Regions from separate parts of the Homo sapiens genome. Here all the other regions are linked to region 3. A link is a loop called in an ENCODE intact Hi-C map of the cell type or tissue named here. Cell type or tissue: PC-9. All regions are shown on one strand. Region 1 holds the start of DDIT4 (DNA damage inducible transcript 4). Region 2 overlaps SPOCK2 (SPARC (osteonectin), cwcv and kazal like domains proteoglycan 2). Region 3 overlaps ASCC1 (activating signal cointegrator 1 complex subunit 1). Region 4 has its middle 39 kb from the start of SPOCK2. Region 5 overlaps ASCC1 (activating signal cointegrator 1 complex subunit 1). Region 6 overlaps ASCC1 (activating signal cointegrator 1 complex subunit 1).

Region 1 (4,000 bases), 100 kb after region 3:
TCTGTGAGTCCGACTGCTGTGAATCCTCGCTTCCATCCCTGCACTGGGCGCTATGAACCCGGGCCCATCCACACTCCTCTAACCACTCTCCTCAAGCCCTCTCCTTGGGAGCAGTTGGAAGTGGAAGCAGATAGGGTTTGGGAGGAGGCAGGGATCCCCATTAACCTATGTCCTGGGCTGTAGAGTAACAGCCAGGATGGGCAGGTGGGGCCTTGGGGAAGGGGCAGCATGGTGCCCGGAGCTTCCCAGTCTGTGGACCCCACCCCCATATCCCGAGCCTTTGCAAAGCAGGGATAGAGGGGGTAAGGGCGCGAGGGCAGGCCGGGCTAACGTCTGCTCCTGCGCCGCCGTCCCACGGGCATCCCCCCCGTGTGTGCCCAGTTGTTCCCGAAGCTTTAGGATCCAAGACGCTGGGGGCAACCATTTTCCTTGCCCGCCGCCCCCTCACGCTTCCCTGCCTCTCCTCCTAGCCTGGTCACGGGCTGTCCCCTCCTCCAGCAATGCAACCCTATAATAAACAAGTCTTTCCTTGATCCTCCCCTGCCGCGAGCGCCCTCGGGGACCTTGGCAGCTGCAGCCGCCGCGGATCCTTTCCAGAAAGGGGGCGTGGCGGTGGGTCGGGGTTCGACTGCGAGCTTTCTGGGGCTCAATGGAGGCGGGGCCCGGCCGCTGTCACCGGGCAGGAGAGAACGTTGCTTACGTGCGCCCGGAGTCCATTGGCCAAGGCGGGCCACACTCCCGGGTCTGGATTGGGTCGTGGCGCAGAGAAGGCGTGGCCTCGCCGCGCTAGTCCTTATAGGCTGCTCCGCGCTGGTGCTAGGGCGCAGCAGGCCAAGGGGGAGGTGCGAGCGTGGACCTGGGACGGGTCTGGGCGGCTCTCGGTGGTTGGCACGGGTTCGCACACCCATTCAAGCGGCAGGACGCACTTGTCTTAGCAGTTCTCGCTGACCGCGCTAGCTGGTGAGTGTCCCTTCTGTGTGTGGGTCCTAGAGCTCGCGGTCTGGTCTGGTCTGGTCCCCAGACTGACGCCTGGTCGGTCCCCCTCTTGTCTTACAGCGGCTTCTACGCTCCGGCACTCTGAGTTCATCAGCAAACGCCCTGGCGTCTGTCCTCACCATGCCTAGCCTTTGGGACCGCTTCTCGTCGTCGTCCACCTCCTCTTCGCCCTCGTCCTTGCCCCGAACTCCCACCCCAGATCGGCCGCCGCGCTCAGCCTGGGGGTCGGCGACCCGGGAGGAGGGGTTTGACCGCTCCACGAGCCTGGAGAGCTCGGACTGCGAGTCCCTGGACAGCAGCAACAGTGGCTTCGGGCCGGAGGAAGGTGAGCGGTGGGCGGGTGCCGACGCGACTCGAGGGGCCGGGAAGGTGGGGAAGCCCCGGTGCTGGAAGGGGTCAGAGCCGCCTTGGCTTCCTATCCCATCGGGACCCAGATTGCTTGGGGGCAGGGGGAATTGGAGTATAAGGTGAGTGAGGCGGAAACTGAGGCACGGAGTGGGAAGGAGCGTTGGTTTCTTAAGGAAACAGCACCTCCCCCGCCTGTGCGTTTCGTTTTGAAGCCGCTCTAATACCCCTTCCTGTGTGCTCTCCTTTCCAGACACGGCTTACCTGGATGGGGTGTCGTTGCCCGACTTCGAGCTGCTCAGTGACCCTGAGGATGAACACTTGTGTGCCAACCTGATGCAGCTGCTGCAGGAGAGCCTGGCCCAGGCGCGGCTGGGCTCTCGACGCCCTGCGCGCCTGCTGATGCCTAGCCAGTTGGTAAGCCAGGTGGGCAAAGAACTACTGCGCCTGGCCTACAGCGAGCCGTGCGGCCTGCGGGGGGCGCTGCTGGACGTCTGCGTGGAGCAGGGCAAGAGCTGCCACAGCGTGGGCCAGCTGGCACTCGACCCCAGCCTGGTGCCCACCTTCCAGCTGACCCTCGTGCTGCGCCTGGACTCACGACTCTGGCCCAAGATCCAGGGGCTGTTTAGCTCCGCCAACTCTCCCTTCCTCCCTGGCTTCAGCCAGTCCCTGACGCTGAGCACTGGCTTCCGAGTCATCAAGAAGAAGCTGTACAGCTCGGAACAGCTGCTCATTGAGGAGTGTTGAACTTCAACCTGAGGGGGCCGACAGTGCCCTCCAAGACAGAGACGACTGAACTTTTGGGGTGGAGACTAGAGGCAGGAGCTGAGGGACTGATTCCTGTGGTTGGAAAACTGAGGCAGCCACCTAAGGTGGAGGTGGGGGAATAGTGTTTCCCAGGAAGCTCATTGAGTTGTGTGCGGGTGGCTGTGCATTGGGGACACATACCCCTCAGTACTGTAGCATGAAACAAAGGCTTAGGGGCCAACAAGGCTTCCAGCTGGATGTGTGTGTAGCATGTACCTTATTATTTTTGTTACTGACAGTTAACAGTGGTGTGACATCCAGAGAGCAGCTGGGCTGCTCCCGCCCCAGCCCGGCCCAGGGTGAAGGAAGAGGCACGTGCTCCTCAGAGCAGCCGGAGGGAGGGGGGAGGTCGGAGGTCGTGGAGGTGGTTTGTGTATCTTACTGGTCTGAAGGGACCAAGTGTGTTTGTTGTTTGTTTTGTATCTTGTTTTTCTGATCGGAGCATCACTACTGACCTGTTGTAGGCAGCTATCTTACAGACGCATGAATGTAAGAGTAGGAAGGGGTGGGTGTCAGGGATCACTTGGGATCTTTGACACTTGAAAAATTACACCTGGCAGCTGCGTTTAAGCCTTCCCCCATCGTGTACTGCAGAGTTGAGCTGGCAGGGGAGGGGCTGAGAGGGTGGGGGCTGGAACCCCTCCCCGGGAGGAGTGCCATCTGGGTCTTCCATCTAGAACTGTTTACATGAAGATAAGATACTCACTGTTCATGAATACACTTGATGTTCAAGTATTAAGACCTATGCAATATTTTTTACTTTTCTAATAAACATGTTTGTTAAAACAGTTGGTTGAGTCTCTCATCAGTACCATGAAGTGAAAAGGAGGGAGATGGGTGCTAGTGAAAGGCAGGTCTCATCAGGCCCTGGGGTCCACCTGTGTGTTCCTCCATCCCTTTCCGGGACTGCCTGCCAGCCTGGTGACAGAGGTATGTGTACCGTGTGCCATCTGTGCCAAGAACCCTTGGCCCTGTGCTGGCTGAAGCTACTAGGAGAACACACTGGAAACCCCTGAAGGTAGGGGGTGAGTCAGACCTCCCACCGAGCCAGAGTCTCCAGAGGGAGAGCTCACCTGGCTGCCCCGGTTAGAAGGCCCAGACAGGAGGGCCCACTGAGCCCAAGGTCTTTAATAAACAGTGAAAGAACTAGAAAATACCTTTTTTCTTTCTGGGAGAAAAAAATCAGTTGTTCTACCATCATGAAAATTACAAATCTTATCTCTGGATTTAAAAAGACTAAGAGGGGGAGTTTGAAAAATGCTACTTAGCTCATGCCTCTCACTGGACAAGGAACCAAGAGGGGCATGAGCTGCCACTGGAAGGAAGTCTGGACCAGGCAGGTGCAGAACTCCTTGCACACACACAGGTGAGGGAAGGAGTGCTAAGGGCTTAGAGAGCAAGGAAATAGCAGGCCTACCTTAACGATACCTTGGGTCACCCAGACGTCCTCTGTGACCTGTTGTCCCAGCCACTTGGGATGCTGAAGCCAGAGGATTGCTTGAGTCCAGGAGTTCAAGGCTGCAGCCTGGGTGACAGCAAGACCCTGTCTCTAAAAACAAAAGATGCATTGTGCATTCTGGGCCCTAAGTTCCTTGTCAGAAAAATTGGCAAATTGGAGTTGGGCCAGATGAAGCCCAGGGCCTTTCCCCCTTCTTCCCTGGAATTACATCCACCCACACCAACTGGCATTTGGAGAGTTTTTATCTCCCTTGTTTCTCTTCCTGGTCCCAGACAGGCCTTGTTTGCTCAAGACTAAAACAGTGGCTCTTGCACTTGAGCGTGTGTAATCAGATCACATGGGCCCTCCTGGAGATTCTCAGTGCATCCGGGCCAGGGCCCCAGGAATCTGCAT
Region 2 (4,000 bases), 90 kb before region 3:
CTGGCTACCCCAGCTCCAGGTCCTTCCTGCAAGGTTCCAGCATGGCCAAACCCCAGCACAGCTGTCTCCATCCAGAATGCAAGTTCACATCAGCCCCAGAATTTCTACTCATCTCCCAAAACCCAGCTCAGCCATCATCTTCCCGAGCCCCACTCCTTATCCTTCAGGCCAGCTGTGCCTCACAGAAGTCTACCATTGTTCCAGTGACACCAGGCAATGTCGCCTCTGCCTCACTCCGCCCTAGTTAAATAGCCAGTTCCTTGAGAGCAGAGACCATGTAAATTTCTTCTCTCTATGCCCAACATCTAGTACCTAGTAATACACACTCCTAACAATAGCTGACATCTTTATAGCAATTACCACGTGGCAAGCATTATGCTAAACACTTCACATTCATTGGCTTGTTTCCTCTTCACAACAGCTCTAAGAAACATTACTATTATTATCTCCATGTCTCAGATGATAAAATTGAGGCTCAGAGAGGTTAAGTGACTTAGGCAGGGTCACACAGCAATTGCACAGGAGAAGAGTGCTGCACCCAGAACTGTGATTCCAGAATCCGTGCCCCTAACCAGCACTCCATAAATGTTAGCTGATGAAAAAAGTCCTAGGCCAGGGGTGGGTCCCAGGAGGCCCAATCCCAGCCCACAGGTGGTTTCTCCTACCACACCAACTCTGCTTCAAGTCCTAGGCAGGGAGTTTTGCAGCCAGGAGAGGAGGGTCTGGTGGTGGAAGGGGAAGACACCTGGGGGCCCCCGTTCTCCAGGCATTTTTCAGAAACCCCTTCACATGACCCCTGGTTCAGCTGGTTTGGAGCTAACCCATCTTCAGCTTTGATCTCTGCAGCTCAGCTCAGTTGCCATGGAGACGGTGCCCACTGAGCCAAGCTGGGGGAGACAGCAGTGAGTGCGCAGGCCTAGTCAGGCTTAGGGGGCACATGCTGGGTGTTTCCAAGTGCTGTTTACTTCCTGTCATTTTAATTAGCACCCAAATCACCCGCTCACTTCACAGCTTGAATTAACCCAATCTCTCCCAGCTTCTCCATCTGGTATGAAGCTTGGGACCTAGCAGCGAATCAGCAAAGAAGAGCAGCCCTCCAGACCCTGGCTTATGGGGTCAAGATCCACCTGCTTCTTTGCAGCACAGTGTGACAGAGAGACCTCACCCCCTACACCCCTCACCACCAAGGACTCAGGGGCCTGGGCTCCTGCTTGGCCTTGCCACTGACTGCCAGCAAGTGAGTCGCTTCCCTTGCTGGACTGGCTTCCTTGGCTGTAAAATAAGGATGACCCCCTTGCCTTCCCCTCTGAGCTGCAGAAGAACCCAGGCAATCATGTCTGCAAGGGGACTTTGTGAACTGAAGCTCCATACTTTCAAAAGACACAAGACAGGACACCTGAACCCCGGGTTCTCTGGCACACACCCGGGGAGCCTAGGGACAGGACTGGGCAGAGGTTCTGTAGGGTCTCAGTGTTACAAGGGGTCTCAATATGGACATCTGACATTGTCTCCACTTGAGGACACACAGCCAGAGGCACAGCGACAGGACGGAAAGAAGACAGTCATCATAAGACTGAATACACCACAATTTCCCTAACCCTGTTACGGCATTTCTTCATTTTTTAATAGATCAAGAATCTCTAAAAATGGAAGTGGGCCAGGCCTGGCTCAGCCTCTGAGAGGCCCTGTATCTGCCATTATTTTGGCCTCATTCCTCAGGCAACGGGGCCTGTGATGGAGGCCAGTCCACTGAAGAAGGCCCAGGACTGGAGAGAAGCTTGCCTCTGTGGCCTCCTCCTGCCCTCCCTGGAAATAGCCACAGGGCACAGACAGAAGGACTCAGAAAAGAGCAAGGTGGGGCCCAGTGGGGACACCTGGGATCCTCCTCCGCTGAGGATTAACACCCCATCACACACCTGGGAGAGGGCACCTGGGGAGGCAGTGTCCCTGTGAGGGGGTGGGGGTGGCTGGGAAGTGGGGGGCAGAGGGGCCAGTCATTAAATACTTGAGCCTCTCTTGGAGGGGGCGGCAGAGGCTGTGATAGGCCTGGATAAACAGAAGGAGACAGGCATCTAGAAGACTCTGGCCTCCCACCTCCTCTGCCCTCAGAGGAATTTCCTTGGAGGACAAAAATGTGCATATCATCACTCCCTGCATGCCAGGAGCCGGGCTGGGCCTGGGCTCAGGTATGCCTGCGCCAACACCCACCTGCTGCCCGGGCCCTGACCTCCCTGCTGGTCCAGTGGCATCTTGGTGGCTGCCCTAGTCCTTGGTCCCTGCTCCGGGCGGTGGCCCCAATAGTCCATAAAGGGCAGAGAACAGCGGGAGGTGTGAGGGGCCCGGGGCTATGTTCTGAGCTGCCTCAGGACCCTGGCTTCCCTCCTGGAACATGGGGGTGGGGGTCAGAATTCAAGCCCAGGGAGGTCTGAGGAAGACCCCAGGGCTGGAGCTGAGCCACAGGCCGTGGTGCAGGGGAAGAGCCCCAGGCCACAAGAGGAGTGGGGTTGCAGGTGCCTGCCCTTTCTCTGGCCCTGTTTCTTCACCTGTGAAATGTGGGGCTCAGTGCTTCTGAGTCTCCAGGATTCTGCTCCCCCAGTTCTTCCAAACTGAGAACTTGGAGATGAGCGGAATAGGAGCCCGAACGATTTCAGAGACTTCGCGTCCTCTGCCCTGTGCCAGGGGACAAGGGGTCAGGGAAGGAGCGAGCTGTTTGCATCCAGGCAGAGGTAAGACACCAGCTGGGCCTGGCTTGTCCTTCTATACAGGGCAGCCTTGACCGACTGGCAGGTGTTGGGGAAGACAGCAGGAGGGGGCTGGACGCCCCACCCTACAGAATCTGTTCTCTACCCGAGGGAGCCCTGTCTCCACCATCCACATGTCTGACAGGTGGCTGGCCCACTCTGTGGGCATAATATGGTGTGGGAGTGGGGAAGAGGCTCAGAGCACCCTCTCCACAGGATAAAGTGGGAGACTGGCTGTAGCCAGGGATAGGCACGGAGGGCTGAAGGACAGGGAGACGCGGGGACAGTCGTCCTTCACTTTATCATTCACTCCTTTATCCCACAAATGAATCACTGAAATTCAGGGAGCTGGGCTTGTTGCTGTGTTTGTCCCAACCTTTTGGGGTTCCGGAAGAGGAAGAGATCTCCCCAAATCACCCACACAATCAGACCAGCGCCCCAGCCCCTCTTTACTTGAACCCACAGCAGGGCTACTTGGAGAGGGGAGGGAGGGGTGCAGAGAACGGGCTGGATGAGATCCTGTCTGGCTCTAACATGCCACAGTGCACACGTTTACATTGAGCACCTACTGTGTGCCAAACACCCCATGCAATGCTCTGGGGATGGGGTGGTAAGGTACACAAGGCTGACTGTTCCCAGACCCACTCCTCAGGGGATCACGATGGGAGGAATGTGACAAACACACATTACAAATACCAGCAGAAGGACTCTGAAGATACAGCCCGCAGTGTAAGTGATGCTATGAGGCAGCATCCAACCTGTGCCAAATGAGTTATGGCCAATAAATGCTGCAGGAACCCCAAGGAAGGAGCCACACCTGCAACTGGATGCTGGCCAAGCCCTTGGGCGGTCAGAGGCTGGCACACTTCAAGAGCCACAGCCGGGCCAGGTCTGCACACTGAGGCTGGGCACAGTGGTATCTAAACTGTGTATGCAGGCATAGGCCTGGGCATACATTTTTCCCATCCACGGCTCTTAGAAGACCCACATTGCTCCTGCAAGGAGACGCGCAGAGACGGGGTTGTGGACTGCATATCTGTGTCCCCCCCAGACCCATATGCTGAAATCCTGACCTCCAATGGGAGTCGATTAGGAGGCGGGGCCTTGGGGGAGGGATTCAGTTTAGATAAGCCATCAGGGTAGGGCCCTCATGATGAGATTGGGGTCTGAATAAGAGGCTAGAGGCTGGCACAGTGGCTCATGTCTGTAATCCTAGCACTTTGGGAGGCGGAGGGGGGTGGATTGCTTGAGTCCAGGAG
Region 3 (4,000 bases):
TCTGCAAGCCAGGAAGAGGCTATAGCAGAAAGCAACCCTGCCAGCACCTTGATCTTAGTCTTCCAAGTTCTAGAGCTAAGAGAAAACAAATTTCTATTGTTTAAGCCACCCAGTCTGTGGTATTCTATGACAGCAGCCTGAGCAGATTAATATACCCAACAATCCTACTTCTAGGAATTTATCCTGAAGATACATCAACAACGTAAAATATGTATGCATGAGGTTAGACATTACAGCATTACTGCAGAACACTTAAATGCTCAAGTATAGAATGGTTGCAAACTATGTATAAACACATGTATACAATGATCTGGAGTGATATTTCAGGACCTATTATTAAATGAGAAATGCAAAGTGCAGGACAGGGCGGGTTGCCTCACACCTGCAATCCCAGCACTTTGGGAGGTCAAGGTGGGCAGATCACTTGAGACCAGCCCGGGTAACAAGGTGAAACCCCGTCTACACAAGAAATACAAAAATTAGCCGGGTGTGGTGGCACATGCATGCCGGTAGTTCCAGCTACTCAGGAGGCTGAAGTGGGAGGATCACTTGAGTCCCAGAGGTCGGGGCTACAGTGAGCTGTGATAGTGCCACTGCACTCCAGCCTGAGTGACAGAGCAAGATCCTGTCTCAAAAAAAAAGACAAGTGCAGAAGAGCTTCTATACTTGCTACCATTTAAGAAAGAAGGGAAAATAAGAAAACATACATTAATATATATATGCTTATTTTTACAAAAAAAACACAGGACAAATAAACCAGAAAACAATGATATTGGTCACCCACAAGGGATGAAGGAGAAAGGGGCAGAAAGAATACAAGAATGTGTGACACTTCTGGGTATGTATGCCTCTTACATAGTTTTGACTTTTGGAAGCACGTTAATGGTCTACATATTCAAACATAAAATAAACAAGTATGGAAAAGGGAAAGAAACCTAATTTGAAAGTAAACTAAAAATAAACCCAACTGTATTTTAAATGAATATCAAATCCACACTAGAGGGGGTTAAGAAAGAATCAACAAACACAAGGCCGGGCGTGGTGGCTCACGCCTGTAATCCCAGCACTTTGGGAGGCCAAGATGGGCGGATCACCTGAGATCAGGAGTTCGAGACCAGCCTGGCCAACATGGTGAAACCCCGTCTCTACTAAAAACACAAAAATTAGCAGGGCATGGTATCACGTGCCTGTAATCCCAGCTACTCAAGAAGCTGAGGCAGGAGAATTGCTTGAACCCAGGAGGAAGACGTTGCAGTGAGACAAGATCGTGCCATTGCACTAAAGCCTGGGCGACAAGAGTGAAACTCCGTCTCAAAGAAAAAAAAAAAAATCAGGCAAGAATCATTAAAGGATGTTAAATCTAAGGAGAAATTTTGTTGAGGAGCAGAATATTTGCATAGTCTTAAAATGTCCTCTTCTAGACTGCTTATCGGTTGAAAGGTAAAAATATAGTAACTATAAAGAAATTAATCAACACTGACTGGATGGTGTCAAAATTAACATCACCAATGAGGGACACTGTATACTCTAAGAAGGACACATTATCACCTATGCAATGCTCCATCCAGGAATGCCTAAGTCTACTCATGAGGAAATGCCAGACAGATCAAAAGTGAGAAGCATTCTATTTAAAAAGCCAATGTCAAGAAAGACAAAGAGCCGGCGTGGCACCGTGCCTGGAATCCTGGCTACTCAGGAGGATCACTTGAGCCCAGGAGTTCAAGGTGCAGTGGTGCTCACAGCACCGCACTACACCCTGGGTGACAGCAGAGTGAGACTGTATCTCAAAAAAAAAAAAAAAAAAAAGAAAGAAAGGCAGACAAAGAAAGCCTGTGGAAATGTTCCAGATTCAAGGAGGCTAGAAACATGACAATTAAATACAACACCTAATCCTAGACTGAATCCCAAACTAGAGAGGGAAAAAATGCTACAAAGGATATTACTGGATTAAGTGACAAAATTTGAACGTGGATGGTAAATTAGATAAAACTATCAATGTTAAACGTATTGAGGTTGAGAACTATAACATTATTATGCAAAAAAAAAATTTTGCCAGACACAGTGGTGCACGCCTATAGTCTCAGCTGCTCAGGAGGCTGAGGGGATAGCTTGAGACCAGGAATTCAAAACTAGCCTGGACAACATAGCAAGATCCCACCCCCCCCAATATTTTTAATTAAAATATTTTGAAATATTTAGGGTTAAAGGGCTATGACATGTGCAACTCACTCTAAAGCAGTTGAGAAAGATAAAAATGGAATACGAAAACAAATAGTGAAATATTAACAATAGGTGAATCTGAATAAAGGATACTATTCTTTTCTTCAACTTTTCTGTGAGTTTAAAACTACTTCCTGTATAAATTCTCTATTGGTGCTATAACAAATTACCACAGACTTTGTGGCTTACAACAATACGAACTTATCCTACCATCTTCTGGAGGTCAGAAGTCTAACATGAGTCAGCAGGGCTGCATTCCTTGCGGAGGCTCCAGGGCAAATCACTTCCTTGAGCTTTCTAGCTTCTAGAGGCTACCTGAATGTCTTGGCTCAGAGTCACATCACTTCAATCTCCACTTTAATCGTCACCTCTCCTTCTCTGACTCTGACCTTCCTGATTTCCTCTTTTTTTTTTTCTCAGACGGAGTCTTGCTCTGTCGCCCAGGCTGGAGTACAATGGCAAGATACCAGCTCACTGCAACCTCCGCCTCCTGGCTTCAAGCAATTCTCCTACCTCAGCCTCCTGAGTAGCTGGGATTACAGGCACCCGCCACCATGTCCAGCTAATTTTGTAGACATGGGGTTTCACCATGTTGGCCAGGCTGATCTCGAACTCCTGACCTCAAGTGATCTGCCCACCTCGGCCTCCCAAAGTGCTGGGATTACATGCGTGAGCCACCGCGCCCAGCCCAACTCCCTTATAAAGACCCATCTCAACATCCTTAACTTTATCACATCTCAAAGTCTCTTTTGCCATAAAAGGTAATAGTCACCGGTTTTGGGATTATGATGTGAATATCTTTGGAGGGCCATTGTTCTGCCTGTCACATGCCCCCTTCCCAAAATGTTTTTTAAGGCATCTTTGGGGAAATACACTTGGGTGATAAAACTAAAGAAAACTAAGGATGTGATTACTGTAAAAGTTGGGACAGTGGTTACCCTTCAGGGGAAGAAGACAAAGGCAAGACAAGGAAGTCTAGGGTGCTGATAAGATTGTATCTCCAGCCTACACGGTGGTTATAAAAGCATCCATTTGTTCTGTATCGTCTTCTGATGTGTGTTACATTTAACAATTTTGAAGTTTTTTTAGAAAAACTCTAAGCACAAGGCTGGGTGCAGTGGCTCACGCCTGTAATCCCAGCACTTTGGGAGGCCGAGGCGGGCGGATCACGAGGTCAGGAGATCGAGACCAGCCTGGGCAACATGGTGAAACCCCGTCTCTACTAAAAATACAAAAAATTAGCCAGGCCTAGTGGTGCACAACTGTAATCCCAGCTACTTCGAGGGCTGAAGCAGGAAAATCGCTTGAACCCGGAAGGCAGAGGTTGCAGTGAGCCAAGATTGCACCACTGCACTGCTGTCTGGGCAAAAGAGCAAAACTCAGTCTCAAAAAAAAAAAAAAAAAAAAAGAAAAACTCTAAGCACAAATAAAAGAGGAAACAGTTTGTTTTTAAGCTTTTATAGATGTTGGGCTTTTTTTTCTTTTTTTCTTTTTCTTTTGTAGAAATGGGGTTGCGCTATGTTGACAAGGCTGGTCTTGAACTCCTGGCCTCAAGTGATCCGCTGGCCTCAGTCTCCCAAAGCGCTGGGATTACAGGCATGAGCCACTGCACCCAGCCCAATGTTGAGATGTTTTAAAGGTAAAATTACACTAGTTCCTCTAAAAATATATAATATATATATTATATATAATATTTTTATATTATATATATTACATATATTATATATTTTTATATTATATATTATATTTTTTATATTATATATTATATATTATATTTTTA
Region 4 (4,000 bases), 120 kb before region 3:
CTGGGCGCAGTGACTCATGCCTGTAATCCCATCACTTTGGGATGCCAAGGCGGGTGGATCACCTGAGGTCAGGAGTTCGAGGCGAGCCTGGTCAACATGGTGAAACTCCGTCTCTACTAAAAATACAAAACTTACCCAGGCGTGGTGGCACACACCTGTAATCCCAGCTACTCGGGAGGCTGAGGCAGAGGATCATTTGAACATGGGAGGTGGAGGTTGCAGTGAGCCGAGATCACATCACTGCACTCCAGCCTGGGTGACAGAGTGAGACTCCATCTCAAAAAATAAATAAACAAAAATAATAAAATAAAATAAAATACACCACTGAGTTTTACCCATACTATCTGATTTTTGAAAAATGAGTAGAGGCCGAGCACTGTGACTCACACGTGTTATCCCAGCACTTTAGGAGGCTGAGGCAGGAGGATCACTTGAGCCCACAAGTTCAAGATCAACCTGGGCAACATAGTGAGACCTCCATCTCCATTAAAAAATTTCTTAAAAGGTGGAAAACAGAAAAGTGGACCTACAGATGGAAATTATGGAAAAGGTGTTTGCTCCCACCCCTAAGACAGCTGAGGCTGAGACGAGTTAAGAGGGGCTCTCATCCGCCCATGTTGGATGAGAGTTAGCTGTGAGTTAGTTCTCTGGTGGAAAACAAAGAACAACAGCAACAATAAAAGAACAAATAAAACAATGTGTCTATCTAAAGTATTTTGGGATACAGTTATACAATGCCTGGGATTTGCTTTAAAATATTCCAGCAAAGAAACAAAAAGTACATAGAGGGACCAAGATTTGTCATGAGTTGCTAATTGTTGAAGCTAGGGGTGGGTACATGAGGGGTGTTTGTTTGTTTGTTTATCTGTTTGTTTTCTGAGACGAAGTCTTGCTCTGTCACCCAGGCTAGAGTGCAGTGGTGCAATCTCAGCTCACTGCAACCTCCACCTCCCAGGTTCAAGCGACTCTCCTGCCTCAGCCTCCCGAGTAGCTGGGATTACAGGCGCATGCCACCATGCCCGGCTAATTTTTGAATTTTTAGCAGAGATGGGGTTTCACCATGTTAGCCATGGCTGATCTCAAACTCCTGACCTCAAGTGATCTGCCCACCTCGGCCCTCAAAGTGCCGGGATTACAAGCGTCAGCCACCGCACCCAGCCATGTGTCAATTTTCTTAAGTTAATTGATTGATTCATAATCAAGAAAAGTCTTCAAATGGTTATTGTTGGCTGTTCCTTTCTTTTCCCTGTAGTATTCTTTTGCTGTTTTTGAACTTGTTTTGTCTGCCAAGGGAGCAGGTATCTTTAGTGGACAAGGGGTACCAGTCATAAAAGATTAAGAGACAATTATGGAAGAGTAAATGTTAAATAGAATGAATTTTGGTCATTAGCCTAATCCCAGACCTCCCCCGATCCCATCCACTCCCTGACTTGAAAAACCTCCGTTGGATTTCCCTGGCCACCTCCTGGGCCTGGTTGCCAGAGGCGTTTTCTGACGCAATGCCTAGCACGCCCTCTGGTGGCTACTGGCAGAAGTGCATAGGTCCGTGCTGTCTTTCTGAGCTCACAGAAGCCAAGTTTTAGAGCTTCCACTAGAGGTCACAAACTGGTTGCTCTACAGGCTGAATGCGACCTATAGATGTGCTATCTATAAAGCATGAATATAGGGACCAGGTTCTTAATATGTTACCAGCATTTAAAAATCTAGATATTTTACGTACAAATCCAGATTTCTGGCTTCTTTGGAAAGCCAAGTCTGACAATGACAGGCAGAGACCCGCACTCTCCAGTTACCCGTCTGGCCTCTGTGGTTTATGTTCAGTTTCTCCAGCACACAATCCCTGTAGTGGGCGGAATAATAAGTCCCAAATATTTGTGTCCGCCAGGAACCTTGGAATGTGACCTTATTTTAGAAATAAGATCTTTACAGATGTAATTAGTAAATCACCTGAAGATAAAATCATACTGGATTTGGGGTGGGCCCTAAATCCAACAATTTATGTCTCTATAGGAAGAGGGAGAATACCAGCTGGGTGCAGTGGCTCACATCTGTTATCCCAATGCTTTGGGAGGCCGAGGAAGGAGGATTGCTTGAGGCCAGGAGTTTGGGATGAGCTTGGGCAGCATAGCAAGACCCAGTCTCTACAGAAATTTTTAAAAATTAACCAGGCTTGGTGGCTCACACCTGTAGTCCTAGCTGCTCAGGAGGTTGAGGCAGGAGGGTCACTTGAGCCCAGGAATTTGAGGTTACAGTGAGCTATGATCATACCGCTGCACTCCAGCCTGGGCCACAGAATGAGACCCTGTCTCAAAAAAAAAAAAAAAAAAAAGAAGAAGAAAGAAAAAGAAGAAGAAGGAGGACAAGAAGAAGGATAAGGAGAAAGAGGAGAAGAAGAAGAATGAGGAAGACGAGGAAGATAGACAGGCACAGAGGAGAAGGCCATATGGAAATGGAGACAGCCTAGAGTGAGGCATCTGCAGGTCCAGGAATGCAAGGATGGCTGGCAAACACAGAAGCTGGGGACAGGCCTGGCACAGATCCTCCCCAAGAACTTCAAGAAGGAGCCAACCCCACTGACACCTTGAGTTTGAACTTTTGGCTGCCAGAACTGTGGAAGAATAAATTTGTGTTGTTTTAAACCACCCAGTGTATGGTCATTTCTCATGACAGCCCTAGAAAACCAACATGCAATCCCCAGGAAACCCTTGCCCTTCTACAACATCCCGCAAACAGGCCTCTGCTCTAAAGCCTCAAGGGAGGGAGAGCTCACATCTCCCAGCTGAGTGATGGACTAATCATTGGAAAGTTCTTTCTGCTAAACCGGTACACAACACAAACAACACAAAATCAGGCTAGAGTCTATAAAAAGTGGGGGGAAGTGTACCTGGAAAACACTGAAAAAAAGTGGGTTGAAACAAGATCATAAAAAGAAAGAAACCCTGCTGGTAGTGGGATCAGGGAGGGCTTCATGGAAGAGGTGGCACCTGAACTGGGCTTCAAGGATGGCTATGACAAGACAAGCAGAAACTGGTGGGAGTGCAAGGCATATTCCAGGCGATAGAGCAGTGAAAGACCCAGAGGAGGAACGTGTGGGTCATGCACAGTAACATTCATCCATCCCTTCCTTGAATATTTCTTCACCAAGCAGTGAGCAATGAGCTTAGTTGGATGAAGTTATGTGGCCAAGTGGGGTCAGTAGGTTGAAATGAAACAGCAGAGTCTAAATCTTTACAAAATCCTGGGTCCCCAAGCATGCTAAATAAAGAATTTGACATTTACACACCTCCCCAGGGGTTTTCCTTCAAGCTATTTCACTCACCTCTTGTATAGAGAGGGCTGTTGGTTTTGTGTCTTTCCAGGGTCCCTTCCCCTGGTAATAGACCCATGCCCTGGAGGCAAGCATGGGCACATGACTGGCCCAGACCTGGCCAATCACTGCATTCCATCCACCTGGCAACAGTAACGGATCCAATCAGGGTCCTTCCCTGGGATTAATATGCAGATTTCGGGTGCAACCAGCTCTCTCTGTCTGCTGGGGCAGTCTTGTTCCCTGCTACATGGAGACAGCCCATCAGGAGTCAGACAGAATGAGGCCAACAGGTGAAAAGAAACAGTAAAGCAAAGACGGTCAGCATGGAGGAGCCCTGGGGTGCTGAACTCACAGTTGCCATCCCCAAAGACCTGGTTCCTCAAATTCTTCCTTCAATTCCAAGACTTGCTGCAGGATCCCCATCTTCTGTGAGAGCCAATACATTATTTCTCTGTCTAAGCCAGTCAGAGTTAGGTAGGTGTCTGTCACTTGCAACCAAAGGCTCTTGGCTGGTACAGTCCTGTTTCTAAAACCCTGCCCCTGCTGACCAAGCAACCAGTGAAAGCAAAGGGAGACGGTGCCCATCCTGGCAGCAGCCCTCTCTCCGGTTCAGACAGGTCACTCCAGGGCACTTTCTGATGGGTGCTTAGTGCTGAAAAGGGTGACGCTGAAAAAGCACAGGGATGTGAA
Region 5 (4,000 bases), 72 kb before region 3:
TGCCTTGAAAAGTAAACAAAAAAGGGCTGCAACACTGCAACTCCATCAGGGGCATGGGAAGATGAGGGTGGGGATGGGGTGAAGGAACAGGAATCCAACAAATATTAAGAGGACAAACTTTGGTAGGAAAATGATAGACCAAGCAAAGTAAAAGGCAAACAACTTTAATGGTTATTTTGCTAAAGATAAAACTCTGGGTGGTAAAGGAATTAAAGGCAGAGTCTCAAAGAGATATTTGCACCCCCGTGTCTGTATTAGCACTACTCCCAATAGTCAAGAGGAAGCAAGCCAAGTGTTCACTGATGGAGGAACAGAGTGTGGTACGCACATGTAACGGAACATTCCATTATATGTATAATACAGGAAGGAAATCCTGTCACCTGACACAACATGGATGAACCTTGAGGACATTATGCTAAGTGAAATAAGCCAGTCACAAAAAGACAAGTCACTGTATGATTCCACTTATATGAGATACTGAGAATAGTCAAAACCAGAGAGACAGAAAGCAGAATGGTGGCTGCGGGGGCTGGGAGGAGTGGGAATTACTGTTTAATGGGTACAGTTTCCATTTTACAAGCTGAGAAGCCTATGGAGATGGACGGCGGTGACGGCCACACAGCATTATGAATGTATTAACAGTTAACGTTACTGAACTGTGCACTTAAAAATGGTGAAGACAGTATGTTTTATGAGTATTTTACGACAATTTAAAAATTAAAAGAAAAAAAACCAGAACACACTAAGGGTTATAGGCACAAATTCTCCTTATGCCCACCACCATCTCAGCTGGTAGTATGACGGGTGTAGACACCATTAGAGGCAATGGTGAATCTATGGGGAACCACCCAGGAAAGTCACCATCCAAATGTCCACATCCCTGCTTGGCAATTAAAACGAAGACACTTTTCTTCAGCACCTGGTGAAGATGTTTAGTTTCTAGTGCTTTCCAAGATCCACCTCAGGAGAAGTCAATTTGTCCACAGGAAGCGTAGTTTCCAAAGCTGTCTACGGTGAACCTCTGAGAGATGTGAATTGAATTCAGCTTTAGGGAGCCAAAGTAGAAGTTCTCAAACAACTGAAAAGGAAGAATAAAAACCCAGAATGAATATTTAAAGTATAGATGAAAATATTAAACATCAGATTATCTTGTAAAAACACCAAACCACAACAATCCCAACAAATCTCTCATGCTTTTTCTTTTCAGTGTTTACTCTGAATAATGATCCAGGAGAGGAGGGATGGGGGTGGGAGTGAGAAAAGAACAGCCAGCTCTTCTCTCTGATTAATTCTAAAGTCTCCCCTGACAAATGCACCAGAGAAAGAGGTTCTGAAAAGTCAAATCCGAAATTCATCTACTGACCAGATATGACCAAGAACTTATAGCAAACGCCCCATGGCCACACCCTGACTCACAGAGTCTGACCAGGCTGCTTCTGACTTCCAGTGACTGACCATGCAGGGATCTCGGCTTTGTTGCACCAGGGTTAAATTTGACGTAACATATATCTAATCAACGCCATTTGTTAGGAGCGCTGACTAAAATAAATAGAAGATAAGGCTCCTGACTCACAAGTGATTCAGACAAACCACTGAGGGACACAGAGCATGCACACACACACAGAACAACCCAAGGGACACTTCTACTGCCAACAGAACAAGTACAAGTGATTACTTATCAAATACCTTTATTAGACTTGGATTCAAGCCAGCGACCTAAAATAAATACTTTTTGCTATGATCCTGTACTTTACAAAAGCTTTCAAAAGTGTGTCAGAGTGAGGGATGAACCATACATACTCCAAGAGGGACTGGACTTTGTGATTACCACATTTATAAGGCAGGACCCAAAATGACATCAGAATTCATCCCAGGAAAATGCAGCCATAGTGCCTGAATAAGGAGCGTCAAAGAGTAAAGAGCGTACCTTCCTCTGTTAGGATGTAGGAATTGCTCTTTCTTAAAATGTCAGTACAATCCCAAGAAAGCCTTGGTTGTTTTTTAGAGATAGGGTCTCTCGCTTTGTTGCCCAGGCTGGAGTGCCTTGGATTGCAGTAGTGCAATCATGGCCTCAACTCCTAAACTCAGGCAATCCTCCCATCTCAGCCTCCCAAAGCACGGAGATTACAGGCATTAGCCACCATACCTGGCCCCAAGAAAGGCTTGTGACACATGTCCCCAACGATGCCTGAGGGGACCTTTGCACATGGACAAGTGACTGTCTTTTCACTTATTTTTATACAACCTCCACAAACATGGACCTTGGCCACCATTGCTTTTCCTCTTCCTGCAATTAATGGCCTAGCAAAATGCCTGAGGGTTCATTAAAGGCTAACTTTATAAAGCCCAGTAAATATTGATTCTTCAACATGACATCAACTTGACCCCAAAGATCTATTTAGAGGTTGTATGCTGCATTGTCTTGTGTTTCAGAAAGGTGATCAGCTCCTGCCTGCATTGATTTACACAATTAACTTCTCTTCCTGGCTTTGGCAGCCTGCTTAAACCATATCCACCCTTTTATGTAAAGAAATTCAGCCTGAAATGGTTATCTGCTAATCCCTTTGCTGAACACTAATTTGAAGTGAAAGACACGTCACTAAGACTGACAGATTTATAGCTCTGCAAACTGAAGCCTTCTAGGTACAGAAAAGCTATAACCAAAGAAGCAATAAAAGACAATACAAAAGAAAACTAAAAGGAAACTCATAATACTTTCAACAAGTTACTTTTTAAGGATTGGCAGCCTGTGAGTGCTACCTTCTTCTCTTTGTGCCCATGTTTTCAAGTAGTGGGGAGGCCACAGTGAGAAGCTGCAAGTGACCGACCCATGACTTCACTTCACCTTATGCAGATGGCCTACAGACAGCATGAATCTGCCAGGGATATTCTCCTACTCCAGGTTTAAGGAAATAGCAAATGTAGCAATCATGAAGTTAGCTGGGATGTGACTGCAATGCAATAACAGAAGAATTGAGAGAGATAACTAAACATAAATTCTCACATCCACTAAGGCAAGAGCAGGCTGTGGAAAGAGTGCTGGATTCTAAACGTATGCCCAGACATGTAAGCTGTGTGACTGTGGACAGAAGGCACCACCCACTGTACCAACCACAACAGGGGCACAAGATCATAATGGGCAAAGACCTCATAAGAGCAAGTACAAGGCCAGGCGCGGTGACTCATGCCTGTAATCCCAGCACTTTGAGAGGCTGAGGCAGCGGGATCACCTGAGGTTGGGAGTTCGAGACCAGCCTGCCCTACATGGAGAAACCCCGTCTCTACTAAAAATACAAAATTAGCCAGGCGTGGCAGCGCATGCCTGTAATCGCAGCTACCCGGGAGACTGAGGGAGGAGAATCGCTTGAACCTGGGAGGCGGAGGTTGCGGTGAGCCGAGATTGCATCACTGCATTTCAGCCAGGGCAACAAGAGAGAAACTCTGTCTCAAACAAACAAACAAATAAACCAAAAAAAAAGCTAGTACAAGTACCTTGTGTGCTCACTGAGCAGGGTTTAAAAAAAATAAAAAATATCTTGTAAACTGTAAAGTGCTATGGAAAATTAGTATTTCCGTAGCAATATGGTATTTCCGTATGGTATTTCTTATGATGTTTTTAAATATCTCTCTGCCATCATCACCCTTGTATTTATTTTACCTTTGTAAGTCGCCATGTTCTTTCATACCTTTTGATAATATCACAACAAATGGATTTCTCATCCAGACGTCCCTAGTGCCAGTGCCAATCTTCATGTCACCCTTCCTACCTCTGTTCTTGTCCTCTATGTTTATGATTTAGTAACAGATAATTTACTAGCAATTTTTCAGTTATCTTACTGCTTAGTTATTGTTATATCTTTTTTTTTTTTTTAGACGGACTCTCTCTCTCTCTGTCACCCCGGCTGGAGTGCAGTGGCGCGATCTCAGCTCACCACAACCTCTGCCTCCCGGGTTCAAGCTATTCTCCCTCAGCCTCCTGAGTAGCTGGGATTACAGGCAT
Region 6 (4,000 bases), 63 kb before region 3:
TCTGTGAAGCCTACCATTTTCAGTTTGTACATGTTTCTTTCCTAGGGAGAACACAAAGGGAATTATTGATTTCTGGTAATGTTGTGGTATACACTGAAAGAAAACAAATAGCAAGATTTAAGGGCTCACTGTGGTTATTTTTCCTTGCATTCGTTTCAAAGCTTCTACTCCTTCCCCATTGCCCTGTGACACAGCCATCAAAGACCAGAAATAACTCCAAATGCAACAAGGCTGCCAAAATGAAACTGGCAATCTCAAACAGAGGTGGGGAGGAGGGTGGAGAGGGGCCTTTTCTTATATCTGTGACCTCGGGCTATAGAACCGAATAAATGGCCAGTCCGCAACAGCACAGTGACAATCTGCTGGGGATCCCTGCTCACTTGGCTTTCCCAAATGAGGCTCGCTCTTTTCTTCAATCTTAGACAAAGCTGTGGTTACTCTCTTCCAAGATCCCTCTTTTAAGAAAATCTACTTCTTGTGCTGGTGGCCTCGGTGAACTATTTGCTGTCTCAATACTACTTGAATAAGAAGAAATTCAGTTTTGAAGTTAAAAATGAAAATTCAAAATATTCAAGTCTTACGCTATTTATAATCATTCTTGACACACATGAGATAAACCAACCTTTAGAATATAATCTGATGCAACTGAAAGTAAGTACAGGGGGTTCAATTAATTCAAGTATTTAGAAGGATGTTCTAGGTCATATTTCTCTCTAAGAAAGGATGCTATTGTTCTCATGTATGGCAATCAGACTTTTGAAACTCAAAGCAGAGTGAATAGGAATAGCAAATGCATGCTACTTTGAGGTTTTCCCAGTGTTTTTCTTCCACAGCCTGTTTACCAACTTCTATTTCTCACAATTATCCCGTTTATAGATAAAAGTAGTAACACTATTTTGTACTTAATAATAACACTTAACCACCTACCTCCCTATGAGGGATGGTATGAACAGAAGACAGGCTGACAAGTACTTTGAGCTCTTTGGGAAGGCACTCCCAGTATGAAGCCTTGCTGTGGTTAAATAACACCTTTCATCTAAGGATCTAAAAGTGTCTTACAAAGCCCAGCTCATTAACTCCAAAAAAATTGCTATGATATAAACCAGAGCTGAGCATTATTATCCCCATTTATATAAGAAACAGGGACAAGCTAGGACCACTAATACTGTCAGAGAAATTTAAGAGTTCCTGGGATGAGGCCTAGGATACAGGCCAGTGGAAGGCCACGTCCACAAGGCAGTGTGTATGGGCCTCTCAATTCCAATAACAAATATGTACCAAAGAATGCCAAGTGGGGAAGCAGGTCCATCCTTAGGCTGTGCATATACAACCAGATAGCAAAGAATGAGGAGCAAATGATGTGAAAAGCTATCATCACAGCCCTTGGAAGATCCCAATTGCAAAACATCAAAACAAATAATGGTATATTTCAGATGCATTCCTCATAAAAGAGGCATGTAGGTACAGGACTAGTATGACTTCAGGGAGCAAACAGAAAGATACAAATACCAGACTAAAAATATAATCGATTTTGAAAAAAAAAAAATCAAGGTTCTTCGTATGTCATGTTACTAATCTCACTCAGAATTAAGATCACTTTATTGGGAGTTAAGTCATCAAAAAGAATTAAGTTCACAAATAAGTTACCCCCCCCCCAAAAAAATAAATTTTGTTTCAAAGTTATGTTTATTAAAATTCCTCAAACCTAAAAAAAAAAAATTCTGAGTTTCTGCCAAATACCGTGCATTTGTCTTCTGGGCCACCTGTGAGATTACTTCTGAGGAGACCAAATGTGGGAGGTAGGAAGAGGCAAGAAGGAAATGGAGATCCACCACATCCGGGGTCAAAAAAAACCTTCCATCTACTTTAAAAATACTCACATGGGCTGTGCCCAAGTGGATTCTTTCTAAACATCATCACAGAAGAATGTAATTGAGTCTGTTTACCCTAAGGTAAGTCATGCTCCTCTACACACAGACACACATACCTTCACCTAGGTACAAAAAAATTGATATTTCTTTTCTACTGAAGAAAGGGCACAAAAAGTTTCTTGGGCAGACTAGACGTTTTTAATGCTTTCCTATTGTGAAAATAAGTAATTCAAAATCTAAGCTGTTGGAATCTTAACATATTGTAAGGCTTAAGGGAATGTGATTATGTGAGTCACTTAAACTTGTATCTGTAACCTGGGCAGCTGTAACTGTTGTTTTTCTGATTATAGATTAGCCTTTTTCCTCACCTACACTGTTTTGTAAATGGTTGTAAATGAATAAACAGTGCCAGAGAAGATCCCTTCCCTTTTAACTGTTGATCTTCATTTTGATTAAACTTCCCTCTTACATTTCTCATACAAAGACTTAAAAGACTATCACATCATCTAGGATGGTATGTTAAATACTTTCTTTTTCTTTTTCTTTTTCTTTTTTTTTTTTTTTTTTGAAACAAGGTCTTACTCTGTCAGCCAGGCTGGAGTGCAGTGGCGTGATCACAGCTCACTGCAGCCTCCACCTCCCAGGCGCAAGAGATCCTCCCTCCTCAGTCTCCTGAGTAGCTGAGACTACAGGTGCATGCCACCATGCCTGGCTAATTTTTGCATTTTTTATAGAGACAGGGTTTTTCCATGTTGCCCAGGCTGGTCTCAAACTCCTGGGCTCAAGTGATCCTCCTACCTCCACCTCCCAAACTGCTGAGATTACAGGCGTGAGCCACCATGCCAGGTCCTACACTCCTAAGTTGGAAAGGAAGTGAAAACAAGCTGTACAGAAAAGAAAACAAACTGTAATTAACTAAATTATAGCTCATAAACCAACCTTGTATAGAAAATGTTATAATCCTACTAAATTTGTTTTCTGCCTATATAAGCAGGACCTTAACTTTTAACTTTAAGCACTGACCTCATTTCTGTGAAGTCCCTGTTTCCCAAATGGCCATTCCCAGCTTTTCACTTGAATAAACTTTTAAAAACTGAGTTCTGATCCTTTCCATTATTGCTGGTCGACATTATCAATGACTACAGACCCACTCCCTCCCCCAATTTCTCCATCTTTAAACAGGGATGATCCTTTACAAAGATGTTCTGCAGTTAAAGATAAATTATAAGATGAAATTTTGAGCTCTGATTATTATTGTCACTCACTGACTATAATCTCTAATGCATCACTGCAGGAACCAAAATGCAGAGTATCCTTAAAAGAAAAAAGGAAGAAGGTTTATCAGGTACTCTGACAGCTTACAGGCTCTACAGTCATTATCTGGTCTCATAGGGCTGTAATATTTTTAAAGACCAAAATAGGAACATCTACTTCAGAATAAAAGACAATGAGGGTGGCAGGTAGTGACTATCCTAGAGTCATCTCCAAACACAGCTTAACTCTGCCCAAGATGCCACTTTTAATCTGAAACATCAGACTGCAGTGATCAGTGGTGTGAGAGCCAATAATATTATAGTAGCTAATAATAGCCAATAAAAGAGAGGACATAATGCCCTTCCAGAAGGCCTGGGGCACCTCAGATCCAAGGAGAAAGGTCAAGGGCAGTCTGTGGGAGGAGCAATTCTTATCAACATCGTGGCCTCTATTAGGAGAGCAGCAAAAAGGCTGTTAAGTCAGTAGAACAGCTGTGATTTTTCAACCCATCAGCAGGCCACTCCTGTTTTTGTCTCCATTAAAATAGTACCAAAAGGCTTGTGTGTCCCCAGAGCCCAAGTCCCCTCTCCACTGACTGAGATGGCATTCCTTGCACAGAATGGGAACAGCAACTTCCCCTCACTCATCCTGCTCTCAAATCACCTGCCTGTCTTGCTGCAGTGAGCAAGAGGAATGCTCAAATGAGCATTAGCCTGACCTAAGGATGTGCTGGCAGAAGGCAGACAAACAGAGCCAGGGAGGGAAGGCTTGAAAACTTCCTTCAAATAATCACTCAGGGATGCACTTTGGGAATTTGGCCTGAGGCTCACTGCTGATGTAAGGATTATCAAGTTTAAGACTGCTGGTAAGGCCAA

What was found. A loop is a pair of places that touch in the nucleus more often than their neighbours do. Peaks named below come from ENCODE experiments on the same cell type or tissue, not always from the same donor. Only the 100,000 strongest peaks of a DNase experiment are listed, where the experiment ranks them.
Region 1: a loop joins it to region 3, with 7 times the contacts of the local background. A loop is called at or near these places in 2 of 110 quality-filtered maps.
Region 2: a loop joins it to region 3, with 14 times the contacts of the local background. A loop is called at or near these places in 5 of 110 quality-filtered maps.
Region 4: a loop joins it to region 3, with 6 times the contacts of the local background. A loop is called at or near these places in 2 of 110 quality-filtered maps.
Region 5: it touches region 3 in a loop (4-fold over the local background); 7 of 110 quality-filtered maps call a loop at or near these places.
Region 6: a loop joins it to region 3, with 6 times the contacts of the local background. A loop is called at or near these places in 6 of 110 quality-filtered maps.

The regions. Positions count from the first base shown.
Region 1 is chr10:72,273,101-72,277,100 of GRCh38, forward strand. DDIT4 (DNA damage inducible transcript 4) reads left to right here and starts at 824. Exons shown (of 3, transcript NM_019058.4): 1 at 824-960; 2 at 1,057-1,321; 3 at 1,595-2,936. The coding sequence starts at 1,117. The coding sequence ends at 2,088. DDIT4-AS1 (DDIT4 antisense RNA 1) reads right to left here and starts at 611. Exons shown (of 2, transcript NR_186445.1): 1 at 1-611. RefSeq lists enhancers at 1-368, 1,079-1,198, 2,467-2,990. In PC-9, CTCF peaks have their summits at 1,823 (motif pointing right) and 2,023; DNase peaks (open chromatin) are centred at 701, 1,791, 3,121 and 3,901; H3K4me3 peaks cover 3,882 bases; H3K27ac peaks cover 3,861 bases.
Region 2 is chr10:72,078,649-72,082,648 of GRCh38, forward strand. The region is part of intron 1 of SPOCK2 (SPARC (osteonectin), cwcv and kazal like domains proteoglycan 2); the gene reads right to left. Among named protein-coding and RNA genes, the nearest start is that of SPOCK2, 7.9 kb to the right of the region's middle. RefSeq lists an enhancer at 2,129-2,913. In PC-9, no CTCF peak of the experiment used is centred here; DNase peaks (open chromatin) are centred at 2,123 and 3,503; H3K4me3 peaks cover 1,045 bases; H3K27ac peaks cover 3,915 bases.
Region 3 is chr10:72,168,808-72,172,807 of GRCh38, forward strand. All of the region lies in intron 5 of ASCC1 (activating signal cointegrator 1 complex subunit 1), which reads right to left. Among named protein-coding and RNA genes, the nearest start is that of ANAPC16, 45 kb to the right of the region's middle. In PC-9, no CTCF peak of the experiment used is centred here; DNase peaks (open chromatin) are centred at 1,645 and 2,484; H3K27ac peaks cover 2,177 bases.
Region 4 is chr10:72,047,180-72,051,179 of GRCh38, forward strand. No RefSeq gene overlaps it. Among named protein-coding and RNA genes, the nearest start is that of SPOCK2, 39 kb to the right of the region's middle. In PC-9, CTCF peaks have their summits at 1,551 and 1,753; a DNase peak (open chromatin) is centred at 1,562.
Region 5 is chr10:72,096,373-72,100,372 of GRCh38, forward strand. ASCC1 (activating signal cointegrator 1 complex subunit 1) reads right to left here. Exons shown (of 10, transcript NM_001198800.3): 10 at 1-1,078. The coding sequence ends at 962. Among named protein-coding and RNA genes, the nearest start is that of SPOCK2, 9.8 kb to the left of the region's middle. In PC-9, no CTCF peak of the experiment used is centred here; a DNase peak (open chromatin) is centred at 1,579; H3K27ac peaks cover 3,118 bases.
Region 6 is chr10:72,105,657-72,109,656 of GRCh38, forward strand. The region is part of intron 9 of ASCC1 (activating signal cointegrator 1 complex subunit 1); the gene reads right to left. Among named protein-coding and RNA genes, the nearest start is that of SPOCK2, 19 kb to the left of the region's middle. In PC-9, no CTCF peak of the experiment used is centred here; DNase peaks (open chromatin) are centred at 1,475, 1,905 and 3,945; H3K4me3 peaks cover 403 bases; H3K27ac peaks cover 4,000 bases.